2 separate regions of the Homo sapiens genome follow, and region 2 is linked to region 1. Evidence: read pairs that join two places in POLR2A ChIA-PET (ENCODE). Cell type or tissue: PC-9. All regions are shown on one strand. Links, peaks and the distances in the headings refer to the core of each region. The heading gives the core; the rest is flanking DNA.

Evidence for each region. Peaks named below come from ENCODE experiments on the same cell type or tissue, not always from the same donor. Only the 100,000 strongest peaks of a DNase experiment are listed, where the experiment ranks them.
Region 2: POLR2A ChIA-PET joins it to region 1 with 8 read pairs; 3 of 35 experiments call an interaction of 5 or more read pairs at or near these places.

What each region holds. Positions count from the first base shown.
Region 1 is chr2:9,505,631-9,514,638 of GRCh38, reverse strand. ADAM17 (ADAM metallopeptidase domain 17) reads left to right here. Exons shown (of 19, transcript NM_003183.6): 11 at 4,508-4,660. It also overlaps a transcript of IAH1 not described here. Among named protein-coding and RNA genes, the nearest start is that of IAH1, 36 kb to the right of the region's middle. In PC-9, for the core only: no CTCF peak of the experiment used is centred there; no DNase peak of the experiment used is centred there.
Region 2 is chr2:9,940,775-9,949,782 of GRCh38, reverse strand. It overlaps LOC105373422 (a long non-coding RNA gene), which reads left to right. Exons shown (of 3, transcript XR_922784.4): 2 at 4,985-5,097. Among named protein-coding and RNA genes, the nearest start is that of GRHL1, 6.4 kb to the left of the region's middle. RefSeq lists an enhancer at 8,535-9,008. In PC-9, for the core only: no CTCF peak of the experiment used is centred there; a DNase peak (open chromatin) is centred at 5,272; H3K27ac peaks cover 2,074 bases.

The DNA of each region.
Region 1 (9,008 bases), core at 4,193-6,692:
GCCTCCCAAAGTGTTGGAATTACAGGCGTGAGCCACCGTGCCTGGCCTGAGACCCTGTCTCTTTTTATTTATATATATATATATATATATATATATATATATATATATATATATATATATTTATATTTTAAATTTAAGTTCTAGGATACATGTGCACAACGTGCAGGTTTGTTACATATGTATACATGTGCCATGTTGGTGTGCTGCACCCATTAACTCGTCATTTACATTAGGTATATCTCCTAATGCTATCCCTTCCCCCTTCCCCCTCCCCCCACCCCACGACAGGCACCGGTGTGTGATGTTCCCCTTCCTGTGTCCAAGTGTTCTCATTGTTCAATTCCCACCTTTGAGTGAGAACATGCGGTGTTTGGCTTTTGTCCTTGCGATAGTTTGCTGAGAATGATGGTTTCCAGCTTCATCCATGTCCCTACGAAGGACATGAACTCATCCTTTTTTATGGCTGCATAGTATTCCATGGTGTATATGTGCCACATTTTCTTAATCCAGTCTATCATTGTTGGACAATGTTGAACAATAATGTAGAGTGGTATGAGAAAAGAAAAAGACACTAATTAGCTTTTGGGAATCTTTTAATTTCTTTTTTTCTTTTCTTTTTTTTTTTTTTGAGATGGAGTTTTCTCTTGTTGCCCAGGCTGGAGTGCAATGGTGTGATCTTGGCTCACTGCAACCTCCGCCTCCCGGATTCAAGCAATTCTCCTGCCTCTTTCTCCTGAGCAGCTGGGATTACAGGCATGCGCCATCACGACCAGCTAATTTTGTATTTTTAGTAGAGATGGGGTTTCTTCATGTTGGTCAGGCTGGCTCTCAGGTGATCCGTCTGCCTCGGCCTCCCAAACTGCTGGATTACAGGCGTGAGCCACCGTGCTTGGCCTTAATTTCTAAATTTATTTTTTTCTTATGGTACTTTGTTTTAGGGGAAAAAATCTCTCAAACTGTGTTTTCCCTCTATTCTCACATCACAACCATCATCATCAACACAGAAGACTTGTGTGACCAGACCAAACGTGTGGGGATTTCCCCCTACATATCAAGCAGTAGACATCAGCTAGGTGTCCTCCAATTCAATTCAAACACTCTCCACCCGGAAATAGTATCAGATCTCACAGTTTGAGGGCCCAGTCCCACAAGACTGACTGTTCCCTCCTCCCCACCAGTTACAAGTCTGAGCCTCCAGAACTTCTGACCAACTGGCTTCAAGTTGGGGTTTCCACATTCTCCTCTTTGGGTCTGATTAATTTGCTTAAGTGGCTCACAGAACTCAGGGAAAAGCTTAACTTAGTTTATGGGTTTATTACATAGGATATTTTAAAGGATACAAAGAAGCTGGGTGCGGTGGCTCACGCCTGTAATCCCAGCACTTTGGGAGGCCGAGGTGGGTAGATACCTGAGGTCAGGAGTTTGAGACCAGCCTGACCAACATGGTGAAACCTCGTCTCTACTAAAAATACAAAAATTAGCCAGGTGTGGTGGTGCATGCCTATAATCTCAGCCACTCGGGAGGCTGAGGCAGGAGAAGTGCTTGAACCTGGGAGGCAGAGATTGCAGTGAGCTGAGATTGCGCCACTGTACTGGTCAACAGAGGGAGTCTTTGTCTCAAAAAATAAAAAAAAAAGAAAGGATACAAAGAAATAGCCAAATGAAGGGATACATAGGGCGAGGTCTGGAAGGGTCCCGAGTACAGGAGCTTCTGTCCCCATGGAGTTGGGATGTACCTCCCTCCTGGCACACGAATGAGTTTTGCACCTTCCTGTCAACCTCCATGTATTCAAAATGCTCTCTGGAAGCTCTCTGAATCCTGTTTTTTGAGATTTTATGGAGGCTTCATTACATAAGCACGAATGACAACTGTGTAGAAATGTGATTGGACAAAATGGGTATGTTCTCATACTAACCGACTGAGTGGGGAAGCCCACCAAGGCCTGTCCAGATTCTCCTTGACCTCTCTGTGCAGCATTCCTCCCTCCACAGTAAAGGGCAGGACCCTCTCTAGAATGAGAATGAGAATGAGGATCTCTGGACCCACAATCAGATTAGAGTCTTGCCTTGGATCAGGTAAAAGGAGGACAGGAGAAGGTCAGAGAGAGAGATTCTGTTTCCTGAGGATTGCTCCTGAGCCCTAAAGCACCCCAACATTATAACAGAAGACCGTAACCAGGGCTACGGAGGGTTGTAAGCCAGGAGCCATGGACAGAAACATACATGTGTGTACAGTAGCTCACGCTTTTACTTTTTTGGAGTCACAACTTCTTAATGGCTTGATTTCATGACATATTTTCTTTGGTCTTCCAGAACTTTCCTCTTAAAAAAACACAGCAAAAAAACAAAATTTGATTTGAAATTTTTGAGATTTTTTTTTAAGAGTCATTAGCAAATCCACTAATGAATTTTCCCCAAGCAGTTAGGAGATATTTCTCTTCATTACACCTTTGGGATTTGAGTGCTTTTGCTAAAAATTTAAGTTTTTTTTCCCACTACGGTTTTAATATGAACATGTGGAAAGACTTCTTGTATAGAAAAATGACTTGCAAAATATTATTTTTTCAGGTTCTATGGAGTGATTTCCCCCCCTTAGGAAAAAAGAACTCAGGAATTTTAAGTTTATATGTATATATATTTATTTTATTTTATTTTATTTATTTATTTTAAGACAGACTCTCACTCTTTTGCCCAGGCTGGGGGTTCAGTGGCCTATCTCGGCTCACAGCAACCTCCGCCTCCTGGGTTCAAGCAATTCTTCTGGCTCAGCCTCCCAAATAGCTGCGATTACAGGCGCCCACCACAATGCCTGGCTAGGTTTTATATTTTTAGTAGAGACAGGGTTTCACCATGTTGGCCAGTCTGGTCTGGAACTCCTGACCTCAAGTGATCCAGCTGCCTTGGCCTCCCAAAGTGCTGGAATTCCAGGCGTGAGCCACTGTGCCTGGCCTTTAAGTTTGATATTTTATTCAGATAAATATGGAAAAAAAATTTTAGCTTTATTGGCAAAATTTATTATTCATATAGAAATCATCTGATAATCTGATAGATTAAGTACAGCCCTGCAACTGGATTCTAATAAACCAAGTCCTCTAGGTCATTAAGATTGTTATTGGACATGAATTCAGTCATTGAGAAAATAAAACATTGTTTTGTTGTTCCTCAGTTGTGGTTTTTGTTTTTTTTTTAAGATAGAGTTTCACTCTTGTTGCCTAGGCTGGAGTGCAATGGCATGATCTCAGCTCACTGCAACCTCCGCCTCCTGGGTTCAAGTGATTTTCCTGTCTCAGCCTCCCGAGTAGCCGGGATTACAGGCGTGCGCCACCACACCCAGCTAATTTTTTGTATTTTTAGTAGAGATGGGGTTTTACTATGTTGGCCAGGCTGGTCTCGAACTCCTGACCTCAGGCGATCAACCCACCTTGGCCTCCCAAAGTGCTGGGATTACAGGTGTGAGCCACTGCGCCTATCCGTACTGTTTTTTTTACCCCTTGCTTTTTTTTTCCTTTCTGCTGAGATGCTTTAGGTTTTAACAGACATGTGATTGGGCCGAGGGGCATGTGAGGAGGCTGGACAATTAACTACAGTTAGCTTATTGCATTTATCAGCACCAGATTGTGTGTGGTTGAAATGGCCAAGGTTTGATGTTTTGTTATGAATGTTCCAGTATATCTTATAAATTACATTTTCTTAAATTGATTTGTTACTACTTACAATAATGTTTGATAGTATTAAATAAAATCCTACTTATTCTGTTAAATTCATATAATTGGTAGAAGAATCATAGTCCGGTTATTACTCTTTTTTGAGACAAAGTCTTACTCTGTCACCCAGGCTGGAGTGCAGTGGTGTGATCATAGATCACTGTAGCCTCAGCCTCCTGGGTTCAGGTGATACTCTCACCTCAGCCTCCCAAGTAGCTGGGACCACAGGTGTGCACCACCATGCCTGGCTAATTTTTTTTTTTTTTTTTTTGAGACGAAGTCTCGCCCTGTCTCCCAGGCTGGAGTGCAATGGCGTGATCTCAGCTCACTGCAACCTCCGCCCCCTGGGTTCAAGCAGTTCTCCTGCCTCAGCCTCCCGAGTAGTTGAGATTACAGGCGCGTGCCTCCATGCCCAGCTAATTTTTGTATTTTTAGTAGAGACAGGGTTTCACCATGTTGGCCAGGCTGGTCTCGAACTCCTGACCTCGTGATCCACCTGCCTCAGCCTCCCAAAGTGCTGGGATTACAGGCGTGAGCCACCATGCCTAGCCCACCTGGTTAATATTTTTTATTATTTTTGTAGAGATAGGGTCTCCCTGTGTTACCCAGGCTGGCCTCAAACTCCTAGAGTAAAGTAATCCTCCCATCTCAGCCTCCTAAAGTGCTGGTATTATAAGCATGCAGTTCTTATTCTCTTGTTGATCTGATTATAAGGCTCTATTTAAGACAGCATAGGCCCAACTGGCAGAAGTAGGTGATGGCTGGATATTGAGAAATAATGTTTTCTTTGCATGATCCTTAAGGAAGCTGACCTGGTTACAACTCATGAATTGGGACATAATTTTGGAGCAGAACATGATCCGGATGGTCTAGCAGAATGTGCCCCGAATGAGGACCAGGGAGGGAAATATGTCATGTATCCCATAGCTGTGAGTGGCGATCACGAGAACAATAAGGTATGTGTGTGTCGAGAATTTTTTATGTGGTTTGGAAAGAGGCTGTGTATAATGATCATAATGAGAGCTCAGAAACGTATTCCATTCCTAGGCGTTTCCCTAGGGATGGATGTGCAAATTACAAAGTACCTTGAAACGTGGTTGTGTGTTTTGGGGTGAAGCACGGTTCATCTAAATCTGGTTAAAACTATCATTTGGACTTTGTTGTCAAGCTTAATGGTGTAGATTTGAGCTCTAGGAAAAATTACTAATAATAATGGCTTTTTTTGGAGTTCTGGATTTCAGGGTCTGGTGGGCTCAGGCTTTATGTTAAAAATTTGTCATTTCATTTACAAGTTGTCATTCATTTTAACTCTACAATTTACATGTACAGTTTACACGTTTTTATTAACTTTTGCAGTTAAACACATAGTTTGCCTGACTACAAGCCTCATGGGAGAAAGGCCCTTCCTTGTCTGTCTTATTCATAGCTCTATCTTATTCATAGCTCTATCTCCAGTGCCTAGTAGGAGTATCTGGCATGTAACAAATATTTGTTGAATAATTAATGGAATCATTTACTATTGGGGGTTTCTGATAGAGAATACTAGTTGATTTGTGATACTGTAAAACACTTTCAGAGACTTTAAGAGTGCCGTGACTAACTCTTAGAGTCTGAACTAAAAGTTGTGTTAATAAATATCTGGTTCTTTCATTTTATTTGAAGTTAAACAGCATAAAGCAGTGTGAGGAAAACAATAGTTGCACTGCTGAGTTAAAGAGGGTCGGTGGGGAGAGCTTAAAGGAGTCTGATTCTAATCACAAAAGATTGTGAAGTATTTGTCCTGACTCCTATTTTGAGCTTGGCTGTGGGCTAATGTGCAAGCCTTCCCTGGACACAGAGGGCAAGATTACTTCTGCTTTTCCCTGGCTCTGACACCCTGCTTTCTGAAATTTCTGCCTCCTGTTCTTTTTGTGATCTTTGATTGTTGCATCTCATTTTTTTTTGGCTTTTTATGTATATTTTCTGCATCTCATTTTCTTTGGCTGTTATGTGTAAACAGTTCCTCTGTTACTTTGCATGTTATGTTTTATTTTTCCTCTGCTTGACAACTTGTGCCAGAGAAACATTTTTCTACCCCTTTTTGTCTACTCTTCCAACCTGTCAAACTGTTGAATTTTCCTTCTCTTTTCATAGTCTCTGCATTTCTAATCATGTTCACTATAGTTCAGTGCTGCCCAATAGAACTTTCTGCTGCGGGGCGGGGGATGTTTTGTGTCTGCTCTGCCCAGTATAGTAGCCACTAGCCCAGTGGAGCAATTGAAATGTGGCTAGAAACTGAGGAACTGAATTGTAAATTCTATTTTATTTAAATTTTTAATAATGTTTGCCTGTGATGGGAGACGGGAATGGGCATTAACTGTAAAAGGACATGAGTGAGATTACTGGAAGGATGGAAATGTCCTAAAATTGACTTATAGCAATGGTTTCAACACTTGGTAAAGTTATTAGAAATCACTGAGTTATATACTTGAAATGGATCAATTTTGTGATATGTGAAATATGTCTTAATAAAGTTGTTAATAAGCCAACAAACAAAAACAGCAGTGTGGGAGCAGAGGAAAAGTAGCGCGGATGTAGAGGAGCTGTGAAGTCATAAGTTGATTATTGTTGAAGCTGGTGAGGGGCACGGGGGCATTCATGATACCATCCTGTCTACTTCATAGATGCTTGAATATTTCTGTAATAGAAACTGTAAAATATGTGACTAGGAACAAAATTTAAGTAGCCACATATGGTTGGTGGCTACCATATTGCATACTGTTTCTCTAAGTAATAGGTCATATGCTTCTTGGTTATGAGGATAGTGTCAGAACTTGGGAGCAAAATGTTTTACTTTGCAGACTGCCTGGGTGGACATGCATGCTGCTGACTCTTCCTGCTGCCAGTTCTGGGGCTCTTCAAAACAGCCCTGTAAGAACTTGCCAGTGAGGCATGGTGGCTCACACCTGTAATCCCAGCACTTTGAGAGGCCGAGGTGGGCAGATCACTTGAGCCTAGGAGTTCAGGATCAGCCTGGACAACATGTGAAACTCCATCTCTACAGAAAATACAAAAATTAGCTGGGCATAGAAGCACATGCTTGTAGTCCCAGCTACTCAGGAGGCTAAGGTAGGAGGAACCCGGGGAGTTCAAGGCGGCAGTGAGCCAAGGTTGTGCTACTACACTCCAGCCTGGATGACAGAGTGAGACTTTATCTCAAAAAAAGGAAAAAGAAAAAAAAGAACTTGCTAATGAGAATGGGGCCTGGGAAGAACTTTTTTTTTCTGGAGCTGCCAGTCTGTATCAATGAAGAACAATTTATTTATTTTGTCCTGAGCACATCATATTTAGTCTGTGTTTTTCTAGTTTGGTTGCCCAAGTAGGAGTCCCCTTGTAAGAAGATAATGTGCATCTTCTATGTTTTATTTATTTATTATTATTTATTATGATTTTTTGAGTGGAGTCTCACTCTGTCGCCCAGGCTGGAGTGCAGTGGTGTGATCTCTGCTCACTGCAACCTCCACCTCCCAGGTTCAAGCGATTCTCCTGCCTTAGCCTCCTGAGTAGCTGGGGTTACAGGTGCATGCCACCACACCTGGCCAATTTTTGTAGTTTTAGTAGGATGGGGTTTCACCATGTTGGCCAGGTTGGTCAACTGACTGGTCAACAAACTCCTGACCTCAGGTGATCCACCTGCCTCGACCTCTCAAAGTGCTGGGATTACAGGCATGAGCTGCTGTGCCCAGCCTATGTTTTAAATGAATTCCTTAATAAAAATATTTTTAACTGATGAAAAGGGCTTACAGGACAAAAATAAAGTAGTTCCTTGACCTAGAAAGACAGAACCCATCACCCTCTACTAGGCAAGCCTATGAAGAGCAGTTTGCCACAGGTGGACTTCTCTGTGGACAGATGACATTAGTGAAAAGGAATGTAGGACCTTTGAGATTGTAACTTCTTAGGAAGGTTTGCTGAACGGAAGAGGAAGTCTTATGACAAGGATGCAAACAGAAGCTGCCAGATCTTCAGGGATGTGTAGGCAGAAAGCCAGAGTTGCGGGTTGGTCCTTTTATCGTTAGTGCTCTCCAGCTGCTTGGGAGTTGTAACTCTGACAAATCAGTGAAGAGGTCTTCTTATCTGTTCACTGTGAATTTTAACTCCATTTTAACCTGATAAAATGGAACCCAGAGATACATGATGTTGATGAATAAACCCACCAAAATGACAACTGCCTGAGGCCCCGATTAGAATAACCAGACCCCTTAGACATCTGTACTGTAACGACAGATTTGGGCCGGGCGCGGTGGCTCACGCCTGTAATCCCAGCACTTTGGAGACCGAGGTGGGCAGATCATGAGGTCAAGAGATCGAGACCATCCTGGTCAACATGGTGAAACCCTGTTTCTACAAAAAATACAAAAATTAGCTGGGCGTGGTGGCATGCACCTGTAGTCCTAGCTACTCAGGAGGCTGAGGCAGAAGAATCACTTGAACCCGGGAGGCGGAGGTTACAATAAGCCAAGATTGTGCCTCTGTAGTCCAGCCTGGTGACAGAGCAAGACTCCATCTAAAAAAAAAAAAAAAAAAAAAAAAAAACAGATTTGAAGATGTTTTTTAAAAAGCCAGTTAGTATTTCTGTGTAAGATGAGGTCTTTGCTATCTTTCTGAAAGTAGCTCCTTTGGTGTCTGATTTGGTGGTTACAGGCACCTTTGGAGGGTCTCATACACTTGGCTCTCAGGGGCTTCATGATTGTTGTCTGGGGTGAAAGTGAAGCCATTTTGGCATCTGCAGAGCACTTTGGAGACCCCGACCTAAGAAGTAACTATGCTCAGTTTTCCCTAAGCCTCTTCTTTTTTTGATAACTTCAGGAGGTCTGGAAAATGACCGCAGTTTTAGAGCTCCTGATAAAACCCTCAGCCTTAAAAGGGAGTTATCCTAGTGGTTCTGTACTCCAGGGTGGGAAGGTAGTGTAGAGACTTTTTGAGACACTGGTCTTGCTGGTTGATGAAAATGTTTAGGTAACAATTGGGGATTTAATTTATATAAAATGTACTATTATGCCTATTACTAAGCTCAAATATTTAAACAACTTTAAACTTGGATCATCCATATAAGTAGCCAAAGAAGGAGAAGAAACCCCTTCTCCTGCATTTCTGAATTGTTTTGTCTGGGACAACATTAACCTACAGAGGTTCTTAATTCTTGTCACTGCATGAGTGGCATGCCTGAGGTGAGGAGATTTCAAGTCTGATGGAGCTACGAGCTCTCTGTTGTGCTATTCTGCTTGTCCTTAAGTGGGCTTTGACTGGGATGTTTGGTCTCAG
Region 2 (9,008 bases), core at 4,243-6,742, 440 kb before region 1:
GAAGGAGGTGAAGTGAGGAGCAGCATGAGGTCACAGGGCCCTCCTGCAGCCAGCAGTCCCTCCTCTGTGCCCTGGTCCAAGGCCTTCAGGGACCGGAATCGGCAGCCTCACTTGAGACCGCCCTTCGCAGTTTCTGTCCTCTGACCCCGGGCCCAGCACTGGATCCATGCAGCCTGTTGTTTGTTCTTACCACTAGTTTCCTGTTTAAATCATTTATTATTTTTTTCTTTTCCTTTTTTTTTTTTTTTTTTTTTTTGAGGCGGAATCTCCCTCTGTTGCCCAGGCTGGAGTGCAGTGCCGTGATCTCAGCTTACTGCAACCTCTGCCTCCTGGGTTCAAGCGACTCTCCTGCCTCAGCCTCCCAAGTAGCTAGGATCACAGGCGCCCACCACCACGCTCGGCTAATTTTTCTATTTTTAGTAGAGATGGGGTTTCACTAAGTTGACCAGGCAGGTCTCAAACTCCTGACCTCAGGCAATCTGCCCGCCTCGGCCTCTCAAAGTGCTGGGATTACAGGCATGAGTCACCGCGCCCTGCCAAATCAATTATGTTTTCTAAGCACGCTAATTTAAGAAAAATGCTAGTCAATAACAGCACAGATGGTCCCAAATAGGGTACAAGTCATCAGGGTGGTGCCAAAGTGACTGACTTGGGAACAGTGTCCCTCTACCTGCCTTTCTTCTATTTCCTCTGACCCGGCTCCACACTGCCACTGGAGTGGCCTTTATAAAACACAGATTTCTTGTCACTCAGTTATACTCACCATAAAGTCCACACTCCTGAGCTCAGCCTCCCCTTGGCGGCCCAGCACTTCCCTTACTGCTCACTCCCAAGCACCGTCCCCGCATTCCCTGCTCCTTCCCTCCATGCTTGGCCCACTCCACTCAACTTCCAGCCTGGCTCATTTCCTCCAGGTGGCCTTCCCAACCCTCTAGGCTGGACAAGGTGTCCTGTGGGATCCACAGCGCCTTCTGCATTGCCCATCACCATGTTTGTCTTATGGGCTTTCCTGTTTGTGTCTGTCTCCACCAAGTGTGAGCTTTTCCAGAGAGGGCAGCGGTTGTACCACCTTCATTTTTATGTTCCTGGTGCCTGGTATATACATAGAAAATATCCAGCAAATGTCTACTGAATGGATGCAGTCCTCTGCAGGCATGCGTTCTGCGCCCAGTCTCCTCCCTTCTGTAGCATAGCTAGGGCTCTTTTAAATGACCCCCCCCACCGTTGCAGAAGATGAAAGTCCTTGAGCCTAATACATGGTAGGCACAAAATAAATAGGGGATGAATGAAGAAATATCCAATCATAAAGCCAAAAACAAGAACAGGAAGAGCCTGAGGTTATTAGACCATAGCTGTAGTAATTAAAAACATTGGGTCTATTTTGTCAATTTGAATATGGGATTGTTTAGTTTGTCTCTAATAGCTCTCTAAAACAGAAATGAAAATCTCTATCTATGACCTGTTGCCATGAACCCTGTTTATTTCATTTTATTTTATCTGAGACAGGGTCTCACTGTGTTACTCAGGCTGGAGTGCAGTGGCACCATCACAGCTCACCGCAGCCTTGACTTCCCAGGCTCAAGTGATTCTCCCACCTCAGCCTCCTGAGTAGCTGGGGCTACACGTGCACACCACCACACCTGGCTAGTGTGTATGTGTGTGTGTGTGTATGTTTTGTAGAGACAGGGTCTCACCATATTGCCCAGGCTGGTCTTGAACTCCTGTGCTCCAACGATCCTCCCATCCTCCCAGCCTCCCAAAGTGCTGGGATTACAGATGTGAACCACCATGCCTGGCCTACCCTCTTCATTTTTAAGTTCTTTACTATTTGTTTAAATTATTAAAGTAATATATGCACATAGTTTTTATGGAAGAAAAAATGCTGGGCGTGCTGGCTCACGCCTGTAATCCCAGAGCTTTGGGAGGCCGATGTGGGCAGATCACCTGAGGTCAGGGGTTTGAGACCAGCCTGGCCAACATGGTGAAACCCCATCTCTAACAAAAATACAAAAATTAGCCGGGCATGGTGGTGGGTATCTGTATTCCCAGCTACTCGGGAGGCTGAGGCAGGAGAATCGCTTGAACCCAGAAGGCGGAGGTTGCAGTGAGCCAAGATCGCGCCACTGCACTCCAGCCTGGGTGACAACAAGACTCCATCTCAAAAATAAAAAAAGATAGAAAGGGATTAGGAACGGGACAAAGAAAGGAGAAAGGAAGAAATTGAAGCTCTGCAGAAGGATACAGAATGCAGTCCCTGGCCTCCTCCATTCCCAGCCCCTAATCCTTGAGACAACCACTGTGAACAATTTGTGTTGATCTTTCCAGATATCTTCTGTCTGTACAAGCACTCACATGGTTTATTTTCTTAGACAAATGGGATTCGGACTGCACAATCTTCCACAGCTTGCTTGTTTTTCCTTTCTATGGTTTAAACATTTTCCACATCAGCACATAGAAATCTAGTTCACTTTAAAAAATGGCTGTATGGTGTTTCCTTGAATGGCTATATGATAACTTGAATGTATTGGTGAGCAATTAGGGTTTTTTCCCCTAGCTTTTCTTAATTACAAACATTCACAATAACACATTCCTCTAACTACATTTTTGCACACTTGATCAGGTATTGCCATAGGATAAATTCCTAGAATCGGAGTTACTGAGAAAAGGGAATGCACAGCTGCCATTTGGTTTTTTGTTTGTTTGTTTTTTGAGATGGAGTTTGGCTCTTGTTGCCCAGGCTGGAATGCAGTGATGCAATCTCTGCTCACTGCAACCTCCACGTCCCGGGTTCAAGTGATTCTCAAGCCTCAGCCTCCAGAGTAGCTGGGATTACCAGTACCTGCCACCACACCCGGCTAATTTTTGTATTATTAGTAGAGATGGTGTTTTGCCATGTTAGCCAGGCTGGTCTCACACTCCTGACCTCAGGTGATCCACCCATCTCGGCCTCCCAGAGTGCTGGGATTACAGGCATGAGCCACTGCCACCGCACCTGGCCTGCAGCTGCCATTTTCCTGGCTCTTGCCGGATTGTTTTCCAAAAGGCTGCTCTTATTTAGATTCCTACCACAGAATATCAGACTGCCTACCGTGCCGCACCCTAGACAACCGTGGGCAACATTGAAGTTTGCTTGGCTAGTCTATTCGATGAAAAATGGGATCTCGTTGTTTTGAATTGCTTTTTTTTTTAAGTTATGAGTGAGGTTTTTCATCTTTTTATTTGTTTGGCAATAATCTTTTTAAACTCAAAGGTAGTGTTTTTTCAAAGAAAGAGGATCTTTGAAGGTACCTTCCCAAGCCATGAGTTTCAGAGTAGAGAACTAATTTGGGACCCCCGCTCCCATTGGAGACCATATGGTACGGTACTAACAGGCTCATGGGTGCATTGAGTGGGGTTGGGAGGTGGCTAGTAGATTTAGAGTTACAAGACCTGGGTTCTAGTCCAGGTTCTTCTATTGACCAGCAGGGTGATCTCAGTAGAGTCACTGCACCCCTGTCACAGAGTTCTCTGAGCGCGTCCTGAATCTCAGGCACCTGGCATTGCCTGTGCTTTTCCTCTCTCCCTTGCCACCCAAGTTACATCTTTAGTGGCCAACTTCAAATGCCAGCTCTTCCAGGAACCCTTCCCATCCCAGTAGGAGGACTCCCCAAGCACCTCCGCTGTCCTTCGTGAAGCCACTCATCGCAAGTGGCTCTGCCTTTACTTGACTCAGTTCCGCACAATTCCGAGGGAGGAACTGAGGCAGATACAGATTCACATGCCAGGGCTGCCTCTGATTTTTATCTTTAGTCTACTTCGCTGCCAGTCCTTGCTTTTCTTATCTGTAAAACATGGAAAATACATCAAGAGACGTGGAGTTAACTATGAATAAAGTACTTAAAGACTCACACAATGCCTGGCAGACAGACGCTGGCAGATGGCGTTCATCTTCTTTAAAGACTAGGCAGTAGGAACCCTGTCCAATTCCTCCACATCCTTGTTGGTTGGACATGTTACCTAATCCATGTGTGGAATTCCCCACATTCAGGGACTTCAGCCCTGATGAAACAGCCCATATTGAAGGGACATCTCAGGGGGCTGAAAGATGATGGCAGAGCCTTCACCCTGACATCCAAGCACCTGTCCCCCCAGTTCATCAGAACCCGGGGTCTCAAGGTCGTGCCAGTGCGAGATGAAAGTCTTTCCACTCCGGAGAAACTGGTGTGGGAGGCAGGGAGTGTAAAATCTCCACCCTCACCACCAGCTCTGTGACAAAGTTTCTTACCCTCTGAGCCTCACTTTCCTCAGCTGTGGGATACGGGATAATCATTCCTATCACCAAAGGTTGTGTTTGTTTTGGTTTAAGAAAAGTATCTCAGACAATGCCAGGCACATTTCAGGAACTAGGTCAATATTAAACTTTCCACCTCCCCATTTTCCCTCACTGTAGCATAAGCTGCTTAAGGGACAAAAACTATATCTCATATTTTTAAAACGTCCTCATCATCTGGCATAGAGACAAGCATATGGTAGATGATCAACAATTACTGTAGTTATTCAGGATGATAATGACATGTACCTTCTTTTGGCAGAATTCAGTGCTCAATGTGATCACATACCTGAGCTCATTTGATTCTTAAAACAACCCTTGGAAGTAGACAGGGTTCTACCCACCTTGTAGATGGAGAAACAAAGTCCAGAGAGATCAAATAACGCAATTCAGTCTCATAGTCAATAAGTTTGGGACTAGAACCCAGATATCTTGTTTCCAAACCCCGTATTTTCCTTCTAGTGGTGGTACTGCCAATGGGTGGGTGTTTCTGCATGAGATTTTGGGTTCAGCCCACAGCACTCATTACAGAGCACCTGGACACGTGGCAGCCGTGGCAGGTGCTAGTGACAGTGTCTGGCTCAGAAGATGGCATTTGATTACTCTCTAAGTTGATTCTCAAACTTAGAGAACACACTGACTGTGGATTAGCTCTCGGTTGTTTGGTATCCACAGGCTCTGTTTTCCTGTGTCTTCCGTGACACTGTCTTGAGCGTGCTTGCTTATGAAGGTTTGACACCCGTCCCCACCATACCTGCCTGCCACTGCCAGGATGACTGGAGTCTCAGGTGAGTCTTGTCAAATACTTGGGACTTGACCCAGACCCAGTTGCCAAGAAGCCAGCAGCCAGCTCTCCCTGTTTCAGAATGTAGGCAGAAGCAGCTATGTCATGTTGGGTGTCACCCACTTGTTGGCAGCTAGAAGAACCTAGGTCTCTCACATTCTTTTCCTGTGGCTTCACTGTAGAGTGATCATTCCAAGGGAGGCTCAATAGTTGCAACACAGTTACCAAAAAGCCCTGGGCTCAAGCGCCCTGGCCTTAACCTCCAGTGAACCTCTCTTGCTTCTGACTGACACCGAGTGGGGTGGAGCCATTTGGCTCAATGCCATTTCAAGCAAACACCCCAAACAGGGGAGCTGAGAGGCTGTGGTGAGGCTTGCTGGCTCACAGGTGCATATTTCACTCTTTGAAGAAAGGGTTATTAATGATCAAACATCTCTATTATAAAATAATGTCCATTTAAAATTGTTGGAGCTGCTGGGTGTGGTGGCTCACGCCTGTAATCCCAGCACTTAGGGAAGCCAAGGCAGGTGGATCACCCGAGGTCAGGAGTTCAAGACCATCCAGCCTGATCAACATGGTGAAACCCCGTCTCTACTAAAAATACAAAAATTAGCCGGGCATGGTGGTACATGCCTGTAATCCTAGCTACTTGGGAGGCTGAGGCAGGAGAATCACTTGAACCTGAGAAGCGGAGGTTGCAGTGAGCCAAGATCGCGCCATTGCACTCCAGCCCGGGCGACAAGAGTGAAACTCCATCTTAAAAAAAAAAAAATTGTTGGAGCATCTCACCACATTTTAGTACAAGAGAGATTTATCTTTGCTTTATAGGTAGGGAAAAAGCAAAGAGGGATTAAATCATCCAGCCAAAATTGACATTTTATTAACTGTGTTTTTACAGTAATCCCTCCCCAGCTGCCAGCTCCCTTACTTGAAGTCTGAGCCTTTTGCAACCCATGTTGATATGTCTTTTCTAAACCATGATATTACTGATTTCAATATCTGTACTTTTGAGTTGATTCCCGTAGTATTAATATAGTCACTGATTTTAACATTAATTTTAACTTAAAGGTTTTGTTTTAATCTGCTGTGACCAAATCTGGAATCACTATAGCTGTAAATAAGTAGATTTATCTAGTATGTTAAATGAACAAATGTAAAATGTTCCATACAGCACAGGAGCTTTCAAATCAGTGGGCATCACTGTTGGTGATGATTAGAAAAAGGAAGAGCTAGAGGCTGAAAAAAGGTAAAGGGAAAAATCAGGAGTTTTTTTTTTTTTCTGAGACCGAGTCTAGCTCTGTCGCGCAGGCTGGAGTACAGTGGCACGATCTTGGCTCACTGCAACCTCCGCCTCTTGGGTTCAAGCAATTCTCCTGCCTCAGCCTCCCAAGTAGCTGGGATTACAGGCGCCTGCCACCACGCCCAGCTAATTTTTGTATTTTTAGTAGAGACGGGGTTTCACTGTGTTGGCCAGGCTTGTCTTGAACTCCTGACCTCAGGTGATCCGCCGGCCTTGACCTCCCAAAGTTGCTGGGATTACAAGCGTGACAAGCGTGAACCACCGTGCCTGGCCAAATCAGGAGAATTTTGTGATAAGCATCAGAGGGAAAAGAAGGGAAGCAGGTCTTGGAGTTTTGGGATTGCTCTTCAGGAGTGGCAGAGACTTGTGTGTGTTGGGCCTGAAATTATCATGGGCACAACCATGCTCTCCTGGTTTAGAACTGGGGAGCTCCTTGAGCATTATTTACTTAGGTATTGTGGTCCTTTTAATAAAAGTTCCTCAAGGCATCATAAAACCTCAAGTTACTCTGCTCTGGGGCCATTATGGGGATCAGCAGACGGCAGGCACTAACTGACACGAAATTAGAGAGCTGTTCGTGTAGATGGAGGACCAGGTAACATGCAAAAGCCAAATCTTAGTATGCATAGGATTCTTAATAAAGCTAAATAAATGTAGTCATCGCATTGAAAATGCAGAGAAGAGCAAACCTGGAAAGTTTCTGATGAGCTGGTAAGTGGAAATTAATTGTATAAAACTTGTAATTACAAACTAGATGTGTAACATTTCCTAGATATGCTTCTTTGGTATGTGGCCTCTATTATCATTGTGATATTTTTCCTGTAAGATCTCAAGTTTCTTAATCTTAAAATCTACCAAGCTGTCAGGTTGGGGAGGGAGCGCTAACAGTAGTGCCTACCTGCCCTGTGGGTACTGGCATCTGTGTGCACAGAAAGCTCATGGGCCAGCACAAGGAGGCTCCATCTAGAGACCCAGGCATGTGGCACAGACGGTGCATGCCCTTACGGAGGTCTGAGCTCTGTGCTCGGAAACCATGAACTCTGCTTGGGGAGCTGAGGTAGGGAGGGTTGAAGGGAGATGGCATAGAGCAAGAGTCCTAAAGGAAGAAGAGAGAGAAGGACATTTCTGATAGAGCATACAACACAGGCAAAGGCCTCAGGGTGTGAGAGGCCATGGCTTGCCTGAGATCGAGGGCGCAAGGCAGGGCGGGGGATGGGAAAAGTGTTGGGGCCACACTCTGATAGCTCAACCAGAACACACTGTCTCTTGCCTCTAGGCAACAGGAGCCTTGGGAGGATGCTGCATATTGTGGGGGTGGGGGGGGTGGGGGGTGGGTTTAGACCCGATTTGGGAAAATAACTGGCAGAGGGGCAATGTGTGTTGGAGGGGAGAGAGCTTTGCAGCTCCTGGGAGAACACGAGGAGCGCCAGAGCTGGGCAGTGACTGTCGAAGGAGGGCGGAGTCCAGAGGTGCTTGGTGGTAGAAAGTCAGCGAAGTGAGGATGAGATTTGGAGGTGACAGGGAGGGAGGGGCTGGAGATTTATGACTTGGCGCAATTAGGTGGACGGGGCTGTCACTGAGTCAGGGAAGGCAGAGGAAGAACAGGTTTGGGGTGGAGGCATGGAGGAGGGGTGGTGAGGATATATGCTAGTTGTAAATGATCTAGTTTTCTTCTGAGCAGCTTTTGGGCTCCTTAGATTCCAAACTGACATCACCAGGGGTTGAGTCTTGGTGAGGCAGCACGGTAGGCTGGCCAAGCCCACAGACTTCAGCCAACAGCCTGGAATCAGAGCCCGGCTCCATGCTTACCAACACGGCCCTGGGGATGTAATTGAACCTCTGTGTGTCTCCAGGTCGTCCTTTGTACAATATTACAGGACCGTAGGGCTGCTAAAAGTATGGATAAAAGAGTCCATACATGTGAAATGCCTGGCCCACTCTAAGCACTATATAAATATTTGATATGGCCACAGGAATGCCAGGGGCGAAACTTAGGCCCATTTCCTCCTTCTGTCTTCAAATAACTTCAGTTTGACTCAAAACCAACATTTGTAGGCAGACAACTGAGCCCATTCACAGAATGGTGAAATCACTGAATAGTGAAAACAGTACAGCAGTAGCTGATCAGAAAGTGGGAAGCTTTTTGTAATTTTCCCCTTTCTCATCACTACTTTCATCAAAGCATTTACTGAACATCTGTTGGATTTAGGGTTCTGTAGGAGCCATGTCTCACGAAAGCCTGTCTAGTTAGTAAACCAGGACACACATAAGCAGGCTATGATAATGTCAAAAATAGGCTGTGCTGTAGGTGCGGAGGAATTGAAGAAAGTGAGTGGAGACAGAATGATCTGAGGGGTGCAGGATCCTGGGTCCCTACCCTTCCTGGGCAGCAGTGGGAGATGGGAGGGCGTGATAGAGCTGGGTTCTAAGAGGCCATTCCACAGCTCTGACCCTTGGGCTGTGGTGAGGAGGGGCAGGCGAAACCAACATTACTGACTTTACTACCTGATTCCCATTCCACATGAGGGCCGTGGGCTGCACTTAGCACGGGGCAATTGCAACAAAACAAAACAACAAAAAACAAAACCAGTTTTAGAGCGGAAGAGCTGACCCTG